Regions from separate parts of the Homo sapiens genome. Here region 2 is linked to region 1. The links are chromatin contacts, found by Hi-C or POLR2A ChIA-PET in ENCODE. All regions are on one chromosome and are shown on one strand. The core of a region is the stretch at or near the end of the contact, and the rest is flanking DNA. Distances in the headings are between cores, read along the strand shown.

The links. A loop is a pair of places that touch in the nucleus more often than their neighbours do. ChIA-PET counts read pairs that join two places held with the same protein, here RNA polymerase II (POLR2A). Pooled maps may share reads with other maps.
Region 2: a map of ascending aorta shows a loop between it and region 1 (14-fold over the local background). The contact joins the promoter of C16orf46 here to the enhancer-like site in region 1. A Hi-C loop is called at or near these places in 1 of 168 maps with a recorded cell type or tissue (ascending aorta), 1 of 37 single-sample maps with no recorded cell type and 14 of 50 pooled maps. POLR2A ChIA-PET finds 5 or more read pairs at or near these places in 1 of 52 experiments (WTC11).

The regions. Positions count from the first base shown.
Region 1 is chr16:80,929,143-80,933,626 of GRCh38, reverse strand. No RefSeq gene overlaps it. Among named protein-coding and RNA genes, the nearest start is that of ARLNC1, 39 kb to the right of the region's middle. Within about 2 kb of position 1,471, at least 26 of the 41 ENCODE cell types and tissues checked have a DNase peak (open chromatin) inside an H3K27ac peak, as active enhancers do; they include ascending aorta, where a contact is called at or near this core.
Region 2 is chr16:81,074,008-81,078,990 of GRCh38, reverse strand. It overlaps C16orf46 (chromosome 16 open reading frame 46), which reads left to right and starts at 1,753. Exons shown (of 4, transcript NM_152337.3): 1 at 1,753-1,855. It overlaps C16orf46-AS1 (C16orf46 antisense RNA 1), which reads right to left. Exons shown (of 2, transcript XR_007065137.1): 2 at 2,393-2,567. RefSeq lists enhancers at 671-1,329, 1,442-1,491, 1,330-1,990, 2,082-2,221.

The sequences.
Region 1 (4,484 bases), core at 222-2,721:
CCTATGAAGAGGAAGTACGTGTCAAGTGACACCAAAATGACAAATATCCACTTGTTACTTTACCGTTTATTTCAGCCTCAGTTGTCCGCATGGTGAGTGCACCTGCCCCTAGCACTGCCCAGAGGCTGCATGAGTGATTTCACCTAAAGCTCTGGCACTCTCTGTTTGTATCATAGCAATCGCTTTTGAAGTGTTTATTACTTTTATTTACACCAGTAATCCACAGCGTCCTTCTTTTTATTTTTATTAAATTAATTAATTAATTTTTGAGACGGAGTTTCACTCTTGTTGCCCATGCTGGAGTGCAATGGCACAATCTTGGTTCACGGCAACCTCCGCCTCCCGGGTTCAAGCGATTCTCCTGCGTCAGCCTCAGCCTCAAGAGTAAGTAGTTGGGATTACAGGCATGCGCCATCACGCCCGGCTAATTTTGTATTTTTAGTAGAGACGGGGTTTCTCCATGTTGGTCAGGCTGTTCTAGAACTCTCGACCTCAGCTGATCTGCCCGCCTCGGCCTCCCAAAGTGTTGGGACTACAGGCATGAGCCACCACGCCCTGCCAGCCTCATTCTTTAGTTAGTGGGCGTGGGGCCAAACTATTTCATAGGAAATGTTTCAGAAAAAAGGCATTTCCCCAAGCTTGTCTCCCGGCGTCAGGCACTACGATGACACAAATCGCTTATGACCAGCGTTCACCGATGGCCATAGCCCGGTCACGATCATAGAGCACGGTTGGCCGGCTCCTGGATCCGTCATGACGCGCCGGCAAAGCAGCTTCCTCCCGAGTGGATGAACTAACATTTTTATTGAGCACACACCACGTGCCGGCTGCTATGCCAGGCACTTTCACACACGTTATTTTATTTATAATCCTCACCTTGACCCTGAGATGTGGATGGCATTTTCTCCATCTTAAAAATGAGAAAAAAAATAGGGCTCGGAAGCGTCAAGTAACTTGCCCAAGGACACGAGCGGAAAGTGGCGGAGCCTAAATGACAACCTGGGCCTGCCTGTCGCAGGCTCTTTCCACCTCGGCACGAGGAGGGCGCCCGGCGTGTGCGCGCGCGCGGCCTCCTGGTGGTTCTCCCTCTGGCCTGGTGGGAACCCGCGGGGCCTTCCCGAGAGCGGCCAGGGCCCCGGAGCCCGGCTCTGCGCAGGCCGCTGCCGAGGTCCAGTTCCCGGGGGAAGGCAGCTTGTGCTCTGGGCGGAGAGCCCGTGGAGCGACTCGGGTTTAATAGACGCGCCGGTCCTCTTCCAAGAGCCTGGAAATCTGCAGAGGGATCCCGCCTTTCCAGGGAAGCCGGGCTGGGTGAAACTGACAGGTCTTGGCGCGCGGAGGAAGGGGTGGCGGGGAGCCCGGCCGGCTCCCTCCCAGTCTGCGCTCGCTGGCGGCTCCCCGAGGCTCCGGGCTTGGCTCCGCGGTACCTCTGGCTGCAAACACATCGGCCCCAGAAAGTAGGTCAGCGTGCGGCAAGCTCTGTCCCAGGCGGCGCTGCCGACTCCCCCGCTCCCCTGGCCCCCAGTCTCCTGCAGCCTCCCCGGCCTGCGGTCGGCGCCCTTGCCCTCCCCCCGGGTCTGCAGTGTCCTCCTCTCCTCTGGCTCATCTCCTACTCGCCTCCTGCCCTCTCTTTCGCTCTCTCCGTCATTTGAGCCCCCCTCTTCTCTCTCTCGCTCCTCTCCCCTTTCTCGCCTCCTGCTCCCCCCAACTCCGTCGGTCTGACACCCTCCCCTCCTTCTTCTCCTTTCCTCTCCTCTTAACATCTTGGCCCATTCACTTCTGGTAGCAGTAGTTAATAATACAACCAATCTGTTGTCTTTTTAAAGAGATACCGTGCTTGTTTCAAAGAAATCAAAGGACGTAGAAAAGTTTACATGTGGAAAAAAAAGAGAAAAATCCCACTACTGAGAAATAGCTTTAGTTAACACGGGATGCACGCTACTCAGATATATTTTTATGTATACATAGAGTTAAAGGATATAAATATTTTATAAAAATGAGACCACAAATAGATGCTTTTTCATTAAAAGTATTCATATTAATTTAATTTTGTTTGAATTCAATACAAAAAAAACTACAGTATAGTGAAGTGGAAAGAATTGTTGAATTTTATTTTATTTTAATTATTTTATTATTATTTCTTTTGGCGATGAAGTCTTTTTCTGTCGTCCAGGGTGGAGTGCAGTGGCGCCGTCTCGGCCCACTGCAACCTCCGCCTCCCGGGTTCAAGCGATTCTCCTGCCTCAGTCTCCCTAGTAGCTGGGATTACAGGCATGCGCCACCACGCTCAGCTAATTTTGAATTTTTAGTAGAGATGGGGTTTCTCCATGTTGATCAGGCTGGTCTCAAACTCCTGACCTCAGGTGATCCGCTCACCTTGGCCTCTCAAAGTGCTGGGATTACAGGCGTGAGCCACCGCGCCTGGCCACGCCCGGCTAATTTTTTGATATTTTTAGTAGAGTCAGGGTTTCATCATGTTGCCCAGGCTGGTCTCTAACTCCTGACCTCAGGTGATCCGACTGCCTCGGCTTCCCAAAGTGCTGGGATTACGGAGTGAACCACTGTGCCCGGTCTGTACCCCTAGTACTTAGAACAGTGCCTGTAACATCGTTGACACTTACAGGTACTTACTGAATGAATAAATAATTGAACATGACTTGGAATCTTGCCTAAAAAACCTAGGCACCAACTTCAACACGGTGATCCAAGTACCCAGCTTTTCCAAATCAGTTAGACTAGGCTTCTAATGAGAAGGACGGGAGCTCTAAGACTAGAGGACTAGAGGTGTCCTAAGGCCATTAGGACTTTTTTTTTTTGAGACAGGGTCTCGCTCTGTTTTCCATCTCTGGCGCCATCTCGGCTCACTTGCAACCTCCGCCTCCTGGGTTCACGCCATTCTGCCTCAGTCTCCTGAGTAGCTGGGTCTACAGGCGCCCGCCACCATGCCTGGCTAATTTTTTTATATTTTTAATAGAGACGGGGTTTCACCGTGTTAGCCAGGATGGTCTCGATCTCCTGACCTTGTGATCCACCTGCCTTGGCCTTCCAAGGTGCTGGGATTAAAGGCGTGAGCCACTGCGCCCGGCCTTAGGCCGTTGTTAACTTCTCCATTGGTAACAATGGAGAAGTGTTTATGTAAATGTGGGGCCATTTGCAGCTCTTGAGATTAAGTGAGATCGCTGGTAGAGAATGGAGAAGAAGGCAGAATTCAAGTTTTCTTCCCTTGAGTTCATTTCTGTGCTGCTTCAATAATAGACACAGACACAGAAAAATCCATTTTCCCCACTCTTTTATTTTTGCTATTCTGATAATTTGTCCCCCTTTTAAAAATAAACTTCCCATGTCTTCCAAAAAAAATAGACCTATTTTTGATTAATATTAGGGACATCAGACCTCCACATCTATAAATTGTTAATCTGTGGAAAATCATAGGCTCTCAAGAAGAAGCAGGTTCCTCTGAGCTCACTCTCTATCTTGCACAGGATTTGCCACCGGGGAAAGGAGGTGCCAGCCTACCTTACCTGGGTGCTTCTTGGGAGGAAAGAAATGTGTCATTCTGCATCCCCTGCCTATGAAGACTAGAGACTCCATTACCTGGCTTAGTTTCCATTCAGCTGCAGCTCTCCTGAGCTGTGGCTTAGCATACCAGGTTCCCTCTGTAGAGGATGGTCCTGAATAGAAGATTGGGCTCCAAGGGCGGTCTTAGCCTTCTTCAGTCAGATATTTATTCAGTAAAGCCTTCCCTGATCACCTGGTCTATGTCAAGATATTTTTATTTCCTGCTTCACAGAACAAATACCATTTCTTGCAAGCACCTATCTCAGTTTATAATTATATATTCATTTGTGTGGGTTTTTGGGTTTGTTTTTTTTTTTTTTGAGATGGAGTTTCACTCTTGTTGCTCAGGCTGGAGTGCAGTGGCACAATCTTGGCTCACTGCAACCTCTGCCTCCCAGGTTCAAGCAATTCTCCTGCCTCAACCTCCCGAATAGCTGGGATTACAGGCGTCCACCACCATGCCTGGCTAGTTTTTTTGTATTTTTAGTAGAGACTGGATTTCACCATATTGGCCAGGCTGGTCGCTAACTCCTGACCTCAAGGGATCCATCCGCCTCGGCCTCCCAAAGCACTGGGTTTACAGGCATGAGCCACTGCACCCAGCCTTGTGTGGTGTTTTCATTAATGCTTGTCGTCACCACTAGACTATAACCTCCATGAGGGCAGGGGCCATATCTGTTTTTATTAACACAGTACTCTCAGAGTGTGTGCTTGGTAAATGTTTATTAGCTGCATAGATGGATAGGTGGATGAGCAGATGAATGGATGGACTGACAAACTAAGGAACTGAAAATGTTTTGGTTAATTTTTCTGAACTACAAAGGCATGCATCACATAAATAAAATCAGGAAGCAGACCATGTCCCCCTCATAGTGCGGCAGGATTTGAGTTAGGAAAAGACCTTGAGCTGAGGGCAATGGAGCCACCTG
Region 2 (4,983 bases), core at 504-3,003, 150 kb before region 1:
ATCTCCCTTTAATTTTAAAAAATAGATATGGGGTCTTGTGACACTTCCCAAGCTGGTCTCAAGTGATTCTCCTGCCTTAGCCTCTCCTGTGAGTAACTGGTATTACAGACGCAAGCCACCACTCCTGGCTTTTTTTCTTTAAAATACATTTTATGTGTTAGAGGAAGTTTACAGTCACAGCAAAATTGAGGAGAAGGTACAGTTCTGTACGCTTCCATTCTCCGTTTTTGCAAAGTGGGATCTTACTATAAGTAGAGTTTCTGGTATCTTGACTCAATTCCTATGTTGACTTTTTATAAACATAACTAGCCAAACCCTTGTCCCTTCATGTTTCCACTCAATCATGCTATCGGGCTTTTACCTGCTAAATGCAGGAATAGTTAGTGTGAAGGAAGTCAGGTTCTAGATCCTCCAACTTCCCCATGTACTTGCCGTTAGGTTATTTAATTAATATTCATTTAGCAAATCTTAGTTAAGACTTTTGGTATACTTCCCAGAAACTTTTTTCTAATATGCAAGGTCTTGCACTGTTTCCCAGGCTGGAGTGCAGTGACACAATCATAGCTTACTGCAACCTTCAACTCCTGGGCTCAAGGGAGCCTCCTGCCTCAGCTGGGATTCCAGGTGTGAGCCACGGTGCCCAGCTGTTTTCAATAGATCTGAAGGAAGACCAAAACAAATTGTCAACTGATAAAACATTTAAATGTTTTTGGTTAATACTTACTAGCTTGAGATACAATAAAACCCCTTTTATTTGCATCTTCCTATTTATGTGAACAAGGTACCTAAGCTTACACGTATGAAAAAAGTTGGAATAGAATTATAGCTGAATCCGTCTCATTGGAGCAATCACAGTGCTAGAGAACTTAGATACCAAAATTTTTTTTGAGACTTGAGTTTTGCTCTCCAGGCTGGAGTGCAGTGGTGCCATCACAGCTCACTGCAACCTCCGCCACCCGGGTTCGAGCCAGTCTCCTGCCTCAGTTTCCCAAATAGCTGAGATTACAGGCGCCCGCCACCACACCCGGCGAATTTTTGTATTTTTAGTAGAGACACGGTTTCGCCATGTTGACCAGGCTAGTTTCGAACTCCTGATCTCAGGTGATACACCCACCTCGGCCTCCCAAGTGCTGGGATTACAGGCGTGAGCCACCGCGCCTGGCCTAGATACCGGTTTTCTACAGCAGAAATAGTCACACTTTCTAAAGCAGAAGGGCTTTGGAGTCAGACCCGAGCTGGAGTGGGGGATGCTTTGCGATCTCTCTTCAGCAAGCTGTTGTTTTAGGGACGTGGGGCCACCTTCCTTTATTTGTATAAAAGATGCCACTGCCCACTTAAGAGCTGTGCTGCTCCGGGCCAGCAGTTCAGCGAGTGCCCGTCGGCCTGGTGCTGTCGGTCACGTAAGTGGGCTCTTTGAGGCTCACAACGCGTCCTCCCTGGACGTTCTGGGCCTGTTAAGTTTGTGTCCGTGGGAAACGCTCACGGCGGTTCCCCAGAGGGCCGAGGGAGAAAAGTGAGGACGTTTCTGGCCGCCTGGCATCTGCTAAATATCCTAGCAGGCACAAGGGCTCCCCAACGGGACTCGCCGACCCGAGAGCCCGGGTGGGCCTCAAGCCCCGCCATCTGAGACCCTCCGTCGCTGGCCCTTCCGGCGGCAGCGCCCGGAGCGGATAGGAGATGCCACGAACCGCCTCGCCAGTGCTAGGCTTTGTTGGGCTACGTCACTTCCGCCGCGGTCCCGCCCCCAGCGTGGTCGTAACCCAAGGCAACGGCCCATCCGGCAGCGACCTGAGTAGCTCTTGCCAGTAGGCCGGGACTAGCTGTCTCGGGGCCTTCCATCCGCTTGGCCCCACAGGTAGGTGTGAGCGGCCATTTCTCCACCCCTGGGGCAAGGCCCGGGACCACTCCAAAGGCGACAGAGCGAGAGTCCCTGCCTCGTTCGAAAGGAAGCGAGAGGGAGCGAAAGGCAGAGGCACTATGTGCCGGGGCTTCCCCAGAGCGGGCGGGGTCTGGGGAGGGGCGGGGCCTGAGGAGGATCCGTTGGGAGCGGAACCCTTTAAGGGTGGGTAGACGGAGGACGGGGAGGAATTCGAACGGGCAATCCAGAACGCTTTTCTGAATGGGATAGTTTGAAAGAAGGGCAGGCGTCTTTGTGGCACGGTAGGAACTGGCGGAGGAAGGGGAAGAGCTAGATGAGGAAAAAAGGCTTATGGCATAAAGGGAGGAGCCTGATAGAGAAAGGGGTGTGGCCTGCAGGAAGGGGCGGGGCTAGATGAAGAGGTGGAGCCGAGCGTGATGCGCCTGGGCTTTAGGGGTGGCAGGTGGAGCGCGTGTGTTTGATGACTTGCGCTTTGCTGTGGACTGTAAGCTGTGTGAGAGTAGAGAAGACGGATGCTGCTTTAGCTTTTTATTCTCAGTGCTAGGTACTTAGTGAATTCATTAATGTGAGTTGAAAAAGGGGAAGAGTTTGAGACTGAGATTGGAATAGATGTGGTCTGATCGGGAGGGATGGTGTAGAAACTGCGCTCCTTGGCATCATTCTGTGAAATACTTGAGGTTCCTGTGACCTGTAGGCATATAATAAGCAGAAGGCACATATAATTAACAAGGAGGATAAAATTTATACTCTTGGAAATATGAACAAATTGTGCAAGTTGGGTGGCGCGGGTGCTTAACTTTCAGACAAAGGTTCAGCTCCTTCCAGTGTGTTTCTAAATGCGACTCCCAACTCATTTTCCTGTAGAAACTGTGTCACAAATGATCAGGATGCCCAGGTCAGTCTTCAGGACCTATTTAACTGGTTCATGTAAGTGAAGATTGGTCCTGTATTAAGAAACTTAACTTCTGCCATGGCTAACAATATTTCTAATGATTATTCCTTCATTCAGCATAGGTTGTTAAGGAGCCGACCCACAGGAACGTTCATTCAAATTCCAAATGAGGCTGCCAGAAACTCATCTTTCCCTGGTTGGAATTTAAGATTCCTTTAAACCTATAGCTTGTAGGAAGATGAGGGTGTGTGGCACAGTGGAGAGCCAATGAGAAGTTGAGGCAAGGTGATAAGGAGTTTTGAGAGATTACCATCTATCTGCTTTTGACATAAACAGCTTGCGTTTGACTTAATACCCTGGGCCTTGGTTTCTCCTGGTCCTTCAACATTCCCCTGCCCTTAATGGATTAGGAATCTGTCAACCAGGTATAGGAAGCTACGGTAAGATATTTGTAATCTGACTATATAGACAGACTGGCAAACATGTGGCACACTCTATTTTCTGGCAGACATAATTAATCAACCCCAGAAATTTTTCCTGCTATAGTCAGGTCATAAGATCCTTCTCAATACAACACTCTAGGTAGCCACTAGTTTGGAGTTGACAATTCAGAATTTTCTTTGTTTTGTTTTGAGACAGTCTCACCCTGTTACCCAGGTTGGAGTGTAGTGGTGCAATCTCGGCTTACTGCAACCTCTGCCTCTCGGGTTCAAGCGATTCTCCTGCCTCTGCCTTCCAAGTGGCTGGGACTACAGGCGTGAGCCACCATGCCTGGCTAATTTTTGTATTTTCGGTAAAGATGGGGTTTCATCATATTGGCCAGCCTGGTCTTGAACTCCTGACATCAAGTGATCCACCGGCCTCGGCCTCCCAAAGTGCTGGGATTATTGGTGTGAGCTACCGTGCTTGGCCAGAATGTATTCTTTATCCCTGATCTAGGCAATAGGTGTTAAAAAAAAAAGAGAGAGAGAGAGAGACATCAACTTCTATAACTCTTGGTAGGTTCCTCTAAAAAAAAAGACTATCTAAATGGATGGATCTGGATTCCTGTAGAAAAGATTTAGAAACATAGGCCAGGTCATTGTATAGGGAGTAAGATGAAGGTGAATTTGCAGCTAGTTGAATAATTAGCAAATGTCCAAGTGAAAGGGATACCCAGAGGGCATTATCCTTTACCCATCCTTCTCAACGTCTTTATCCGTGATGTAGATGGAGATACAGAAGGCATCCTCATCAAATTAATGGAGTCATCAAGCAAGAAGGAATGGTCAAACTGTGGGAAGTCAGAGTTAGGTTGCGAACTGTCTACGCAGGTTTAATAATGGTCCAAAAACAAAAGGGGAAATTTTACAAGGATCTGATGCATTTGGAGTCTACATCTAAGTAAAACAAAAAGAATAAAGAAAAAGAAAAGAAAATCAACAGCATGGTTACAGAGTAAAGAAGACAGGAATTTTTAGCCATTCATGTGAAAAAAAAAAAAATCTGGAAGTTGTAGTTCACCTCAAGCTCAGTGTTAATCAAGATTGAGTTATAGGGTTGGGTGTGGTGGCTCATGCCTGTAATCCCAACACTTTGGGAGGCTGAGGCGGGCGGATCACGAGGTCAAGAGATCGAGACCATCCTAGCCAACATGGTGAAACCCTGTCTCTACTAAAAATACAAAAATTAGCTGGGCGTGATGGCGCGCATCTGTAGTCCCAGCTACTCAGGAGGCTGAGGCAGGAGAATCTCATGAACCCAAGAGGCAGAGGTTGCAGGGAGCTGAGATCATACCACTGTACTCCAGCCTGGCAACAGAGCGAGACTCTGTCTAAAAAAAAAAGAAAGAAAAAAGATTGAGTTACACTTTTAAAAAAATATAGTAACTTTGTTTAATTAATAGATGTAGATTTCAGATCAAAAGGAGTCAGATTTCAAAGCAGACACTTCTAGTCAGACCACTTTTGAGGTATTGCTTTCAGTTCCAGGCACCACATTTTAAGAGACAGGTAATTTTGCATTCTTAAGATGATGAGGAACTTGAGATTTGTATCTGACAAAATGATAGCTGTCTTCAGATGTTTTCAGATTTGCATTTGAGAAGAATACCAAGAACTGAGGAACAAAATTTGCAGGCTTGCGGATGACTTAATTTGAGATCATTCGAATCTTTAGAGCTTCCAATGGAAAGAAAAAACATTCCTGTAAAGTTACGAGCACTCAGTCGTTG